Regions from separate parts of the Homo sapiens genome. Here region 2 is linked to region 1. Evidence: read pairs that join two places in POLR2A ChIA-PET (ENCODE). Cell type or tissue: OCI-LY7. All regions are shown on one strand. Each heading gives the region's core, and the rest is flanking DNA. Links, peaks and the distances in the headings are about the cores only. Region 1 overlaps RECQL5 (RecQ like helicase 5). Region 2 has its middle 15 kb from the start of SLC25A19.

Region 1 (2,500 bases), core at 1-2,500:
TTTTGGCCTGTTTTTTTTTTGAGATGGAGTTTTGCTCTTGTTGCCCAGGCTGGAGTGCAATGGCGCAATCTTGGCTCACCGCAACCTCCGCCTCCTGGGTTCAAGCGATTCTCCTGCCTCAGCCTCCCAAGTAGCTGGGATTACAGGCATGCGCCACCACTCCCGGTTAATTTTGTATTTTTAGCAGAGACGGGGTTTCTCCGTGTTGCCCAGGCTGGTCTCTAACTCCTGGCCTCAAGTGATTCCCCCCACCTTGGCCTCCCAAAGTGCTGGGATTGCAGGCATGAACCATTGCATCCAGCCTGGTCCTGCTTTTTATAAAGTGACAGAGCCTCACTGGGTGTCCTGCCTCAGAAGAGACTGAAGCCGACGAGAGAAGGAACACAGAGCTTCTTTTAGAGCAGGGTGCATTACACTGGGCCTATTGTTCTGTTCTTGCTATGCTTATTTTCTTCCTGCATCTCCCCATTCAGTTATCTGGCTGCGGCATTGTGTACTGCAGGACTAGAGAGGCTTGTGAACAGCTGGCCATAGAGCTCAGCTGCAGGGGTGTGAACGCCAAGGCTTACCATGCAGGTAAGGGGCACCCAGGCCACTTGAGTCTCTTCACCCTCAGAGGCTTCTTAGCTGGTCTCTTGTTCTTTACAGATCCTGGTTATCAGGTGACCCACCATCTTATTGCAGATACTCAGGCAGAGCTAAAGTGATACACTTAAATCCCCTAAAAGGAGTCTAGACATGAATGAGGTCTAAAATGAGAATTGTGACTCCTGAGTTCTTCCCACTGTATGCCTACCCAGCAGCAGGTGATACGTTTTTACAAGCCAAGGTAATGGTGTTGTAGGAAGAGCACAGGCTTTGGAGGCCAACGGACTTGGGCTTGAATCATGGCCCTAACCTTTGCCAAATGCTCTGTGCCACACATGGGCTAGGGTCTTTGTGCCTGTCAGCTGAGGCTCAGTAAAGTTAAGCGCCTGATGTTAAGGTCAGACAGCTGGGAAGTGAAAGATTCAGGGTTTGTGAAGTGCCTAGCACACAGTGTCAAACCCAAAATAGGCCCCCGGTAAACCCAAGGGAAATGTGAGTTCCCTTCTCCATCTTCCCCTCCTTTACAGGGCTGAAGGCCTCTGAAAGAACGCTGGTGCAGAACGACTGGATGGAGGAGAAGGTCCCTGTAATTGTTGCAACCATTAGTTTTGGGATGGGAGTGGATAAAGCCAATGTCAGGTGAGCTTTGGTTCTTGCCCTGCCCTCCTGGTCTGGGCCTGGCTCAGGGTGGATTGCCTAGTGCTGTGCCCAAAGGACCAGGTGCATGTGCTCCTTCGAGGGCTAGAGGGGAAGGAAGCTCCAGGAGAGAGTCCTTAGAATACAGCCTGAATGCTGACAGCTCCTGTGCGGCCTGCTCCCAGGTGACTGCACGGCATGGTTCTGGCACCCCCCAGGATGGGGCAGCATGCAGTCTGTCAGGCTTGTCCTTTAACATAGTCCTGTTCACTCACATCTCAGTAGGTGGATCCTATGAGGAGGTGGGAATAAAGGAACTATAGTCATGCACCTCATGTTGATGTTTCGGTCAATGACAGACTGCATAGACTGAGATCCTGTAAGATTGTAATGGAGTTGAAAAATTCTTATGGCCTAGTGATTTGCATTACAGTTGCCTACAATATTCAGTGCAGTTAACACTCGATACATGTTTACAGCCTAGCTGTGCAGGCTGCAGTACCATCTAGATTTATGTAAAGACTATCCACCGTAATGTTTGCACAATGATGAAATTGCCTAACAAGTCATTTCTCAGAACGTATCCCTGGCCGGGCACAGTGGTCCACACCTGTAATCCCAGCACTTTGGGAAGCCAAGGCAGGTGGATCGCTTGAGTTCACGAGTTTGAGACCAGCTTGGGCAACGTGGCCAAACCTCCATCTCTACAAAAAATACATAAAAATTAGCCAGGTGTGGTGGTGCGTGCCTGTAGTCCCAGCTACTTGGGGGGCTGAGGTGGGAGGATTGCTTGAGCCCGGGAGGCGGAGGTTGCAGTGAGCTGAGATCATGCCACTGCACTTCAGGCTGGGCAACAGACCAGGACCCTGTCTTAAAAAACAAACAAAAACACCAAAAACCAAAACACAATATGTATTCCCATCATTAAGTAATGTGTGACTGTATTTTAAGCTACTCCCTGTGGAAGGTCAAAGGCAAGGCTCTTAGAACCATCATTCCTTTTTATTGCTTACTAATAGTCTAGAAGAGTCGGGGTGCATCCCAGCCTCCTAGCCCCACACTGGCAACTAATAGGAAGTCTTTTATATCTGGCCATGACCTTCAAGAGGCGTTTTGGGCTACAGCCTGAAGCCCTTTGGTCTGATTAACGACAAATAATAATACCTTGTATGATTTACGGAGCATGTTTGCATACATGGTCTTCGTGAACCTCACAGTGACCCTGAGTTAGGGACGAAATTTTATAGTGCGTTACATTTGAAAGAACACCGACTTC
Region 2 (12,687 bases), core at 4,889-7,388, 360 kb after region 1:
TGGAGTGCAATGGTGCAATCTCGGCTCACCACAACCTCCAGCTCCTGGGTTCAAGCGATTCTTCTGCCTCAGCCTCCCGAGTAACTGGGATTATAGGCATGAGCCATCACACTTGGCTAATTTTGTATTTTTAGTAGAGACGGGGGTTTCTCCATGTTGATCAGGCTGGTCTCGAACTCCCAGCCTCAGGTGATCCACTCTCCTCGGCCTCCTAAAGTGCTGGGATTACAGGCATGAGCCACCGCACCCAGCCAATTTTTTTTTTTTTTTTTAAGAGACAAGAGTCTTGCTCCATGGCCCAGCCTGGAGTGCAGTGGTGTGATCATAGCTCACTGCAGCCTCAAACTCCTGGGCTCAAGCCATCCTCCCACCTCAATCTCCCAAGGAACTGGGACTACAGGTGGTACCACCACACCTAGCGAATTTTAAAATTTTTTGAAGATTTTAGGCCGAGCATGGTGACTCATGCCTGTAATCCCAGCACTTTTGGAGGCCGAGGGGGCCAGATCACCTGAGGTCAGGAGTTCACAACCAGCCTGGCCAACCTGGTGAAACCCAGTCTCTACTAAAAATACAAAAATTAGCCGGGCATGGTGGCCCACGCCTGTAATTCCAGCTGCACAGGAGGCTAAAGCAGGAGAATCACTTGAACCTGGGAGGCAGAGGTTGCAGCAAGCCGAGATGGCGTCACTGCACTCCAGCCTGGGCGACAGAGCGAGACTCTGTCTCAAAAAAAAAAAAAAAAAAAAGTTTTATGGAGATATGATCAATGTAACATTTTTAAGTGACCCATCTAAAGTATATTATTCAATGTTTTTTAGTATTCACAGTTATGCAATCATCACCACAATCCATTTTATTTTATGTTTTTTAGTAGAGACAGGGTCTCACTATGTTGCTCAGGCTGGTCTCAAACTCCTGTCCTCAAGCGACCCTCCCACCTTGGCCTCCCAAAGTGCTGGGATTACAGACATGATCCACTGTGCCAGCCACCACAATCCATTTTAGAACACTGTCATACCCCAAAAGAAACCATATACCCCAGCCTGGGCAACATGGCAAAACCTTGCCCCTACAAGAAATAACAAAAATTAGCCAGCTGTGTAATCCCAGCACTTTGGGAGGCCGAGGTGGGTGGATCACCAGAGGTCAGGAGTTTGAGACTAGCCGGGCCAATATGGTGAAACCTTGTCTCTACTAAAAATACAAAAATTAGCCAGGCGTGGTTGCGTGTGCCTGTAGTCCCAGCTACTCAGGAGGCTGAGGCAGGAGAATCACTTGAACCCGGGAGGCGGAGGTTGCAGTGAGCCAAGATCACACCATTGCACTCCAGCCTGGGCAACAGAGTGAGACTCCGTCTAAAAAAAATAAAGAAACTGCTGATGTTGTCCCAGTGAAGGGAGTGGCAGAGGGCCAAGGGCGTTGAGCTGTATTTAGGAGGAGCTGGGAAGACCTGGGGTGGAGGGAAAGGCAGGTCCAGATGGCTGCAGGGCAGTGGGGGGATCTGTGGCTTTTGTTTGTTGAGATGGGGAACTAGGGGAAGAGGGGCAGGGTGGGGTGAAGCAGAGAGAAAGGCTGGAGGGTTGGATTTGAGGTGCCTGAGGACAATCATCTAGAAAGCAGCAGGGTGTGTTCACCTGGAGCTCAGGAGACAGATCTGACAGGAGATCGAGATCCAGGTGTTGTCAGTGTGGAGGTGGCCCTGAAACCATGGCCACGGGTGAGGCCTCACATACTCCAGTCCCCATAAGGAAGCACAGCCCTGAGGGCTGGGCGAGGGGAAGGCAGGAAGCACACAGGAGAGAGGCCAGAGCGGCAGGAGGTGAGCCAAGAGTCCACAGCACCAGGGACGCCACAGGGCTCCAGGGACAGGGCTGCAGGGAAATGCTCCCTGGTACCATCCTGGTCCCGGCCCTTCGTCCCCCTCTCCCCACTGCCACAAAACCTCCTCCTGTCTCTCCACCCTGCCTCTTTCCCCAGCCTGTCCAAAGAGGGCAAAGTCCAGGCTCCTGCCCCTCAGGAGCAGTGTGATGTAGGACAAAGAGCATGAGATCGCAGGCCTGAGGCCAGGGCCTTTATTCCTCGCTGTGTGACCAGGGCCCCCTTTTTCTCCTTTTTTCTTCCTTTTTTTTTTTTTTTTTTTTTTTGAAACAGAGCAAGACTCTATCGCCCAAGCTGGAGTGCAGTGATGCAATCCCAGCTCACTGCAACCTCCGCCTCCCGGGTTCAAGCGATTCTCCCACCTCAGCTTCCCGAGTTAGGATTACAGGCACGTTCCACCATGTCTGGCTGGTTGTTTGTATTTTTAATAGAAACGGGGTTTCGCTGTGTTGCCCAGGCTGATCTTGAACTCTTGGCCTCAAGTGATCCACCCACCTCAGCCTCCCAAATTGCTGGGATTACTGGCGTGAGCCATGGCGCCTGGCCACGACCAGGGCCCTTAACCTCTCACCCCCATTCCTTCATCTGTTTAAAAATCAAACCAAGGAAAATGTCCCTAGGTTGCTCTGAGGATCCAACGTGATTATGTACACGGGTGTTTTGCAACTGCAACGATTAAGTACATCGTGACAGGTGCTGATTAGGATCTTGGCATTCAAGATCTCATACAGTCTGCACCTGGTCCAATTCTCCAAGCCTTTGGCCAACCAAATCCCTTCTGAGTCTTTGCCTTTGGTCAGCATCTACCTTTCTCCCAGATCACAGGCAAAACCTCAGCTCACTGCAACCTCCACCTCCTGGGCTCAACCAATCCTACCACGTCAGCCTCCCAAGTAGCTGGGACCACAGACACACACCACCATGTCCGGCTAAATTTTTGTATTTTTAGTAGTGATAGGGTTTCACCATGTTGCCCAGGCTGGTCTCCAACTCCTGAGCTCAATCGATCCCCCTGCACTGGCCCTCCAAAGTGCTGGGATTACAGGCGTGAGCCGCTGTGCCTGGCCTGTTTAAATCTTTGATCCATTTAAAGGTATCCTGATATCGGTGTGAGAGATGGATTCAGCTCTCCTTTTTTCCAGATGGCTATACGCTTGTCCAGATAGTATTTACTCACAGGCCACCTCTGCCCCAGCCGCTGTCCTCTCCTCTCTAACTAACCTTCAGCTCCTCCTCTCTGCTCTCTGCTTATCCCCAGCCTGTCATAAGAACTAGATCTACAGACCCCACATCTCCTGAGAACCCCTTCCTGATCAGCTCCCAGGGGGCTCTTGCTCCCCTGCAGTCTCGAAATCCCAACTGCCTGCCCCCTTCCTCCATCCTCCCTTCCTCCATCCTCCCTTCCTCCATCCTCCTGCGGGCACAGTGGCTCAATTCTGTAATCCCAGCACTTTGGGAGGCCTAGGTGGGTGGATCACTTGAGGTCAGTTTAAGACCAGCCTATTCAACATGGTAAAACCCCGTCTCTACTAAAAACACAAAAATTGGCCGGGCGCAGTGGTTCACACCTGTAATCCCAGCACTTTGGGAGGCCGAGGCAGGCGGATCACTTGAGGTCAGGAGTTCGAGACCAGCCTGGCCAACATGGTGAAACCACGTCTCTACTAAAAATACAAAAATTAGCCAGGCATGGTGGCAGGTGCCTGTAATCCCAGCTACTTGGGAGGCTGAGGCAGGAGAATTGCTTGAAGCTGGGAGGCGGAGGTTGCAGTGAGCCAAGATTGCACCATTGCACTCCAGTCTGGGTGACAGAGAGAGACTGCCTGTCAAAAAAAGCCACAAAAATTAGCCGGGTGTGGTGGAACATGCAGTAATAATCCCAGCTATTTGGGAGGCTGAGGCAAGAATCACTTGAACCCAGAAGGCAGAGGTTGCGGTGAGCTGAGTTTGCGCCACTGCACTCCAGCCTGGGCGACAGAGCAAGACTCCATCTCAAAAAAAAAAAAAAAAAAAAATTTAGGCTGAGTGTGGGTTATAAGATTACACAGGATAAGGTGTATTAAGTAACTAGCACAAGATGGGTTAATCTATGCTAGTGCCCACATCTGGTAAATCATTTTGAGTTCAGCCAGCTTCTGGTCAGCCCTGTGCCTATCCATGATTCTTATTCTGTTCTTACCGAGTGCAAAATAATTCATAGATTTTTGTTTTTTGGTTTTACAGTTTTTTTTTTTTTTGAGACAGGCTGTCACTCTGTCATCCAGGCTGCAGTGCAGTGACACAACTACAGCTCTTGTAACCTCAACTTCCCAGGCTCAAGCCATCCTCCCACCTCAGCCTCCCAAGTAGCTGACTCCAGGAACACACCACCACACCCAGCTAATTTTTATATTTTTTGTAGAGATGAGGTCTCACTATGTTACCCAGGCTGGTCTCAAACTCCTAGGCTCCAAGTGATCTCTCACCTCAGCCTCCCAAAGTGTTGGGATTACAACCACACCCATCTGTATTTTCTTTTCTTTCTTTTTTTTTTTAAGACGGATCTCGCTCTGTTGCTCAGGCTGGAGGGGCAATGGCACGATCTCAGCTCACTGCAACCTCCACCTCCTGGGTTCAAGTGATTCTCCTGCCTCAGCCTCCCGAGTAGCTGGGACTACAGACATGCACCACCACGCCTGGCTGATTTTTGTATTTTTTAGTAGAGACAGGGTTTCATCATGTTGCCCAGGCTGGTCTTGAACTCCTGACCTCCAGTGATCCACCCACCTAGGCCTCCCAAGTGCTAGGATTATAGGTGTGAGCCACTGCGCCTGGCCTGTTTAAATCTTTGATCCGTTTAAAGGTATCCTGATATCAGTGTGAGAGATGGATTCAGCTCTCCTTTTTTCCAGATGACTACACGCTTGTCCAGATAGTATTTACTCACAGGTCCATCGGCAGCCCCCTGCGAGCAGGTGCGTTCTGTATAATGAGTGTCCATGTCCTCTGTATACTGGGGTCCTGTTTCTGGGCCTCTGTTACTCTGCAGTCTGCCCGTGGGCTAGTGCGGCACACTAAGTTTCTGATGTCAGATCGGCCATTCTTTTCCCATTGCTCTTCTCAGTATGTCCTGGCTCTTCTTGTTTATCTTTTATTTTCTTTCTTTTTTTTTTGGAGACGGAATCTCGCTTTGTTGCCCAGGCTAGGGTGCAATGGCGTGATCTCGGCTCACTGCAACCTCTGACTTCCTAGTTCAAGAAATTCTCCTGCCTCAGCCTCCCGAGTAGCTGGGATTACAGGCACCCGCTACCACACCTGGCTAATTTTTGTATTTTTGTAGAGACGGGGTTCACCAGCCGGCATGGTGGCTCACACCTGTAATCTCAACATTTTGGGAGGCCAAGGCGGGCAGATCACTTGAGGTCAGGAGTTCGAGCCTGGCCAACATGGTGAAACTCTGTCTCTACTAAAAATCCAAAAATTAGCCAGGTGTGATGGCACACGCCTATAGTCCCAGCTACTCAGGAGGCTGAGGCAGGAGAATCGCTTGAACCCAGGAAGCAGAGATTGCAGTGAGCTGAGATTACGCCATGGCACTCCAGCCTGGGCAACAAAGCACGCCTCTGTCTCAAAAAAAAAAAAAAAAACGGCCAGGCGCGGTGGCTTATGCCTGTAATCCCAGCACTTTGGGAGGCTGAGGCGGGCGGATCACCAAGTCAGGAGATCGAGACCATCCTGGCTAACACAGTGAAACCCCATCTCTACTAAAAATACAAAAAATTAGCTGGGCGTGGTAGTGGGCGCCTATTGTCCTAGCTACTTGGGAGGCTGAGGCAGGAGAATGGCGTGAACCCAGGAGGCAGAGGCTGAAGTGAGCCGAGATCGCACCACTGCACTCCAGCCTGAGCAACAGAGCGAGACGCCGTCTCAAAAAAAAAAAAAAAGAGAGAGAGGAGATGAAGTTTCACCATGTTGGCCAAGCTGGTCTTGAACTCCTGACGACGTCATGATCCGCCTGCCTCAGCCTCCCAAAGTACTGGGATTACAGGCATGAGCCACCACGCCCGGCCTTGTTTATATTTTCAATGTAAACTTTAGCATCAGCTTGTTTCCTTCCAGAAAAAAGGCTCTTGGTGTTTTTATTTGGATCATGTTAAATTTGTAAACTAAGAAGAACTGGCGTTTTGTGATGTTGAGTCTCCCTATCCGAGGACTTGCCATGTCTTTCCAGTTTCATGTCCTTTGGGAACATTTTCCTTATGGAGATTTTGCATGTTTCTTGTGACATTTGTTCCCAGATATTTTATCATCTTTGTTGATATTTTAAAGCAGACCTTATCTTCTTCCATCTTTTTTTTTTTTTTTGAGATAAGGTCTTGCTCTGTCACCCAGGCTGGAGTGCAGTGGTGTGATCATGGCTCACTGAAACCTCCACCTCCTGGGCTCAAGTGATCCTTCCACCTCAGCCTTCCATGTAGCTAGGACTACAGACATGTGCCACTGCACCCAGCTAATTTATTTATTTTTGTTTTTAAATTTATATCTATCTATTTATTTATTTATTGAGTCATGGTCTCATTTTGTTACCCAGGCTAGAGTACAGTGGTGTGAACACAGCTCATCCCAGCCTCGACCCTCTGGGTTCAAGCAATCCTCCTACCTCAGCCTCCTGAGTAGCTGGGACTATAGGCAAGTACCACCATGCCCACCTAATTTTTGTACTTTTTGTAGAGATGGGGTTTCGCCATGTTGCCCAGGCTGGTCTTGAATTCCTGAGCTCAAGTGATCTGCCCACCTCAGCCTCCCAAAGTGCTGGGATTACAGGCAGGAGCCACTATGCCCGGCCTCCCATTTTCTAGCTAGCTGTCATTTGTCTATGGGAAGGTATTGATTTCTCTGTACAAATGTTGATCTCACTTCCCTACTGAATTACTTGTCTGTGTGCAGTGGTTTGGCATTTGATCTCATACAGACAAAATTGTGTCTTTTTTTTTTCTTTTTTTAGAGACAGGGTCTTGCTATGTTGGCCAGGTTCATCTTGAACTCTTGGCCTCAAGCAATTCTCCTGCCTCAGCCTCCCAAAGTGCTAGGACTACAGGTGAAAGCCCCCACACCTGGCCTCAAGAAATCATGTCTAAATGGCACATTTAAACCGATGGCCAGGTGAGCTCCAAGGCTCTTCCACTGCCTGCTCTGCTTGTCCTGAGACCACTAGTGAAGACGAAAGTTCATTAAAGGAGCAAATAGGCCAGGCGCAGTGGCTCACACCAGTAATCCCAGCACTTTGGGAGGCTGAGGCAGGTGTATCACTTAAGATCTGGAGTTCAAGACCAGCCTGGCCAACATGTAGAAACTTCATCCCCACTAGAAATACAAAAAATTAGCTGGGTGTGGTGGCAGGCACCTGTAGTCCCAGCTACTCAGGAGGCTGAGACTGGAGAATTGCTTGAACCCAGGAGGCGGAGGTTGCAGTGAGCCGAGATCGCACCACTGCACTCCAGCCTGGGTGACACCGTGAGACTCCGTCTCAAAAAAACAAATAAAAACTATTTTGTTGTGAGTAAGGAATATAAGTTGTTTTTCAAATGCCTTCTGACCATAAGGCTGCTCTTCCAAACACTTTTGCAGCCTGAGAAAAGTAATCCATGGGAAGAAGACCTCTCCCCCTCAGCTGTAGAACTCAAAGTGCAGATGGGTGAGGAGCATGATCTCAAAACACAGGGCAGCCAGGCCAGCACCGTGGGAGGCCGAGGCGGGGAGATGACTTGAGGTCATGAGTTTGAGACTAGCCTGGCCAACATGGTGAAACCCCATCTCTACTAAAAATACAAAAATTAGCCAGGCGTGGTGGCAGGCGCCTGTAATCCCAGCTACTTGGGAGGCTGAGGTGGGAGTATCGCTTGAGCCTGGGAGGCAGAGGTTGCAGTGAGCCAACATCATGCCACTGCACTCCAGCCTGGGCGACAGAGACCGTGTCAAAAAAAAAAAAAAAAAAAAAAAAAAAGCATATAGCACCTCTCCCTTCGCTCTCTTTCTCCTGCTCTGGCAGTGTAAGATGTCCCTTCCCCATCACCTTCCACCATGATTGTAAGTTTCCTGAGGCCTCCCCAGCCATGTTTCCTGTACATCCTGCAGAACCATGAGCCAATTAAACCTCTTTCCTTTATAAACTACCAAGTCTCAGGTATTTTATAGCAGGGAGAACAAACTGATAACACCATTGCATTGTGGGGTTAGGGCCTCAAAGTATGAATTTGGCAGTGGGGGAGGTGCACAAAAAATCCCACAGAACTGGGTTCTTGGTCCTAGCTCCAGATCCTGCTGGTTATGTGACCTTGGGCGAGGTGGCTGATGCCTCTGAGCTTGTTTCCTCAGCAGTATGATGGAATGTGATGTTGGCCTCCTAGGGTTTTTGGGAGACATGGCTAATGTATATAATATCCAGCCTGGACAGGCACGGTGGCTCACACCTGTAATCCCAGGACTTTAGGAGGCTGAGGCAGGTTGATCACTTGAGGTCAGGAGTTTGAGACCAGCCTGACCAACATGGTGAAACCCCATCTCTACTAAAAGTACAAAAAATTAGCCAGGCCTGGTGGCCCATGCTTGTAATCCCAGCTACTCAGGAGGCTGAGGCAGCAGAATCGCTTGAATCCAGGAGGCGGAGGTTGCAGTGACCCGAATCGCATCATTGCACTCCAGCCTGGGCGACAAGAGCGAAACTCCATCTGGAAAAATAAAATAAAATAAAATATCCAGCCTAATGCCAGAGGAATCATATACTTCCTCAATAGATGTTTCTCTTCATCTATCCATCTGGGCAGACATGTTTTCTGCCACCTTCCCCCCTCTTCTTCCATAGTAGGAAAATGCCCAATTATTATTATTATTGACAAGGTCTCACTCTTTCATCCAGGCTGGAGTGCAGTGGCACAATCTTGGCTCACTGCAACCTCCGCCTCCCGGGTTCAAGCAATTCTCTTGCCTCAGCCTCCCAGGTAGCTGGGATTACAGGCACCCACCGCCACGCCCAGCCAATTTTTGTATTTTTAGTAGAGACGGGGTTTCACCGTATTGGCCAAGGTAGTCTTGAACTCCTGACCTTAAGTGATCCACCCACCTCGGCCTCCCAAAGTGCTGGGATTACAGGTGTGAGCCACCATGCCCAGCCAGAGAATACCCAATTTTTAGCTTGCATATGACTACCCAGAGTAAAGACCACCTGTCCCAGCTACTGACATTTAGGTGCAGCCATGTGACTCAGCTCTGGCCAATAGGATTCAAGTAAAATTTTCATATGACGGCCCCAGATAACCTTCCTGGAACCCCTTTCTCTTGCAATCATGTCTCCATCCTGTTGCTTCACTACCCATGTGATGTCTGGAGCTCTGGCTGCTGACACTGATGGCCACACCCTAGGGCAGCGGTCCCCAACCTTTTTGTCACCGGTTGCATGGAAAACAATTTCCCACGGTGGAGGGGGAACGGTTTTGGGATGAAACTGTTCCACCTCAGATCATCAGGTATTAGATTCTCATAAGGAGCGTGGAACCTAGATCCCTCGCGTACGCAGTTCACGTAGGGTTCGTGCTCCTGTGAGAATCTAGTGCCGCCGCTGATCTGACAGGAGGCGGTAATGCTTGCTCGCCCGCCATCATCTCCTGCTGTGGGGCCCAGCTCCTTACAGGCCACAGACCCGTACTGGGTTGGGTCCTTCTGCCCTAAGGGTTGTGGCATGGTGGGCTGGAAGGGGCCAGTGCTCTGCTCCTGGGAAGTTGATGGAGACAGTGGCTGAACCAGCCCTGGTGAGCTTACTGTGGACTTTGATGAATTCAAGCCACTATTGTGGGGCTCTGTCACTTTCAGGGCAGCTGAATCTAGTCCTGATACCCCATCATTCATGTCTGCCTACCAAGCAGCCAATCCCCACAGTCCCTGACATCTCCAGAATCCCCACCGCAAAGGGGAGCAAAGAAAAGACGTCTGTGGACATTTCCCATCTTTCTCTACTCAACCCTGCTACGTACGTAGTTCTCCACTCCCACGATTCCCTGTCTATAAATACTTTCATGGGGTGGAGGCAGATGAGGATGTGGAAGGGGGAAATCACTTCACTCTGAGCCATGCTGGGTGGTGTGTCATCTCCATCCCTGCACTCTAGTGTCTACTGAGCCGTCGAACACAGGCCCAGGTGCTGGAGACAGAGATGCATAAGAAAGTTACCAAACACCAGCCCTCAGGAAGCCGGAGATACCGTGGCAGATACTGAGCAGTAATCCATCCCAGAAGGCAGCGGGGCAAGGAGAGCAGAGGGGAGGCCGACTTGGATGGGGTCAGGAGAGACTTCAGAGAGACGGTGACTCCAGAACTGAGGCGTGGGGAAAGGAGGGAAAAAGGCTCATGCAGAAGCATGTGAGCATCCACCAAAGAAAAAACATCGAGTGTCAGCGGGGATGGCGAGAAACTGGAACCGCAGACCTCGCTGGTGGGAATGTATTAATAAGATGGTGCTGGCCAGGTGCAGTGGTTCACACCTGTAATCCCAGCACTTGGGGAGGCCGAGGCGGGTGGATCACTTGAGGTCAGGAGTTCGAGACTGGCCTGGCCAACAGGGTGAAACCCTGTCTCTACCAAAAATCTGAAAATTAGCTTCATGTGGTGGCGGGTGCCTGTAATCCCTCCCCACCCTCGGGAGGCAGGGGCAGGAGAATTGCTTGAAGCTGGGAGGCGGAGGTTGCAGCGAGCCAAGATGGTACCACTGCACTCCAGCCTGGGCAACAAGAGCAAAACTCTGTCTCAAAAAAAAAAAAAAAAAAAGCTCTGGAATTGGATAGCGGTGATGATTGCACAATATACTAAACAAACCCCACGAAGCTGTATATTTTTAAACATACAGTTTTTTGATGTTTTTTAATGTTATGTGAATTATATCTTAATACAAATAAGCTTTAAAAATCATTATGAGCCAGGTGCAGTGGCTCATGCCTGTAATCCAAGCAGTTTGGAAGGCTGAGACGGGAGGATTGCTTGATCCCAGGAGTTGGAGACCAACCTGGACAACATAGGAAAACCTCATCTCTACAAATAATAAAATAAAAATTAGCCAGGCATGGTGGTACACACCTGTGGTCCCAGTTATTCAGGAAGCTGAGGTGGGAGAATTGCATGAGTCTGGGCCGTCAAGGCTGCAATAAATCGTGATCATGCCACTGCACTGCCACTGGGCAACAGAGGAGGATCTCATCTCAAAAAAGAAAAAAAAGATTGTGATACAACCAACAAAAGTTATACTTTATGAAAAACTTAAAAAACATGGAAAACATCATCATAGTACAATGTTAAATGAAAGCGCATAATCTTACATGTACAGTAGGATTATAATTGTGTTAAAAACAAAAACACATCACTTAAATACAGGAAAAGCCCAGTGGAAAGAAATGTATCAATACTGGGACAGGAGAAAATCTGTTTCTGTCTTGGGAGTAATGACATGACCACCCTGCCTGATTTGCTATGGATTTGAGGAGGCTTTAGGCCCATTTTCTCATAGCCTGCTTCTTAGATTTGGAGCTCCCAAAAGTAGTCAACTTTTTTTTTTTTTTTTTTTTTCAGATGGAGTCTCACTCTGTCATCCAGGCTGGAGTGCAGCGGTGCGATCTCAGCTCACTGCAAGCTCCACCTCCCGGGTTCACACCATTCTCCTGCCTCAGCCTCCCAAGTAGCTGGGACTACAGGTGCCCTCCACCACGCCCAGCTAATTTTTTGTATTTTTAGTAGAGACGGGGTTTCACCATGTTAGCCAGGATGGTCTTGATCTCCTGACCTCATGATCCTCCTGCCTCGGCCTCCCAAAGTGCCGGGATTACAGGCGTGAGCCACCTCGCCCGGCCCATTTTTTGTTTTTGAGACGGGGTCCTGCACTCCCAGGCTGGAGTGCAGTGGCATGATTTTGGCTCACTGTAGCCTTGACCTCCCAGGCTCAAGAGAACCTTCCACCTCAGCCTCCCAAGGAGCTAGGACTACAGGCGCGTGCCACACATCCAGCGGTTTTTTTTTTTTTTTTTTTTTGGTAGAAACAAAGTCTCACTATTGTTGCCCAGGCTGGTCTTGAACTCCTGGGCTCAAGTAATCCTCCTGCCTCAGCCTTCCAAAGTGCTGGGAGAGGTAGTCATCCTTGAGTCAGGAACCGTAAATTGTCACGGAAGAAGACGTGGTCTGTGGCTAGGCGCGGTGGTTCACGCCTGGAATCCCAGCACTTTGGGAGGCCGAGGAAGGCAGATCACCTGAGGTTAGGAGTTCGAGACCAGCCTTGCCAACATGGTGAAACTCTGTCTCTACTAATAATAAAAAATTAGCTGGGTGTGGTGGCGCGTGCCTGTAATCCCAGCTACTCAGGAGGCTGAGGCAGGAGAACTGCTGAAACTTTGGAGACAGAGGTTGCAGTGAGCCAAAACCGCTGCCACTACATTCCAGCCTGGGCTACAGAGCGAGACTCTGTCTCAAAAAATAAAAAATAAAAGAAGACATGGTTTGCGGTGGATGTGGGACATGTCAACCCTTCCACACACAGACACCTCTACCTTCACGACAGGGCTGCACTCTGTTCTCTGTGTGCATTTGATGGCAGGCAGGGTGAAGATGGGCTTCCCACAGACACAGCAAAAATTCCTTTTATTTTATTTTTTGAGACAGATTTTCGCTCTTGTTGCCCAGGCTCGAGTGCAGTGGCGTGATCTTGGCTCACTGCAACCTCTGCCTCCCAGGTTCAAGCGATTCTCCTGCCTCAGCCTCCCGAGTAGCTGGGATTATAGGCACCTTCCACCACGC

What was found. Peaks named below come from ENCODE experiments on the same cell type or tissue, not always from the same donor. Only the 100,000 strongest peaks of a DNase experiment are listed, where the experiment ranks them.
Region 2: POLR2A ChIA-PET joins it to region 1 with 5 read pairs; 4 of 35 experiments call an interaction of 5 or more read pairs at or near these places.

The regions. Positions count from the first base shown.
Region 1 is chr17:75,659,682-75,662,181 of GRCh38, reverse strand. It overlaps RECQL5 (RecQ like helicase 5), which reads left to right. Exons shown (of 20, transcript NM_004259.7): 5 at 474-576; 6 at 1,116-1,227. Among named protein-coding and RNA genes, the nearest start is that of RECQL5, 6.2 kb to the left of the region's middle. In OCI-LY7, for the core only: no CTCF peak of the experiment used is centred there; no DNase peak of the experiment used is centred there; H3K27ac peaks cover 1,205 bases.
Region 2 is chr17:75,298,510-75,311,196 of GRCh38, reverse strand. No RefSeq gene overlaps it. Among named protein-coding and RNA genes, the nearest start is that of SLC25A19, 15 kb to the right of the region's middle. RefSeq lists an enhancer at 9,528-10,028. In OCI-LY7, for the core only: no CTCF peak of the experiment used is centred there; no DNase peak of the experiment used is centred there.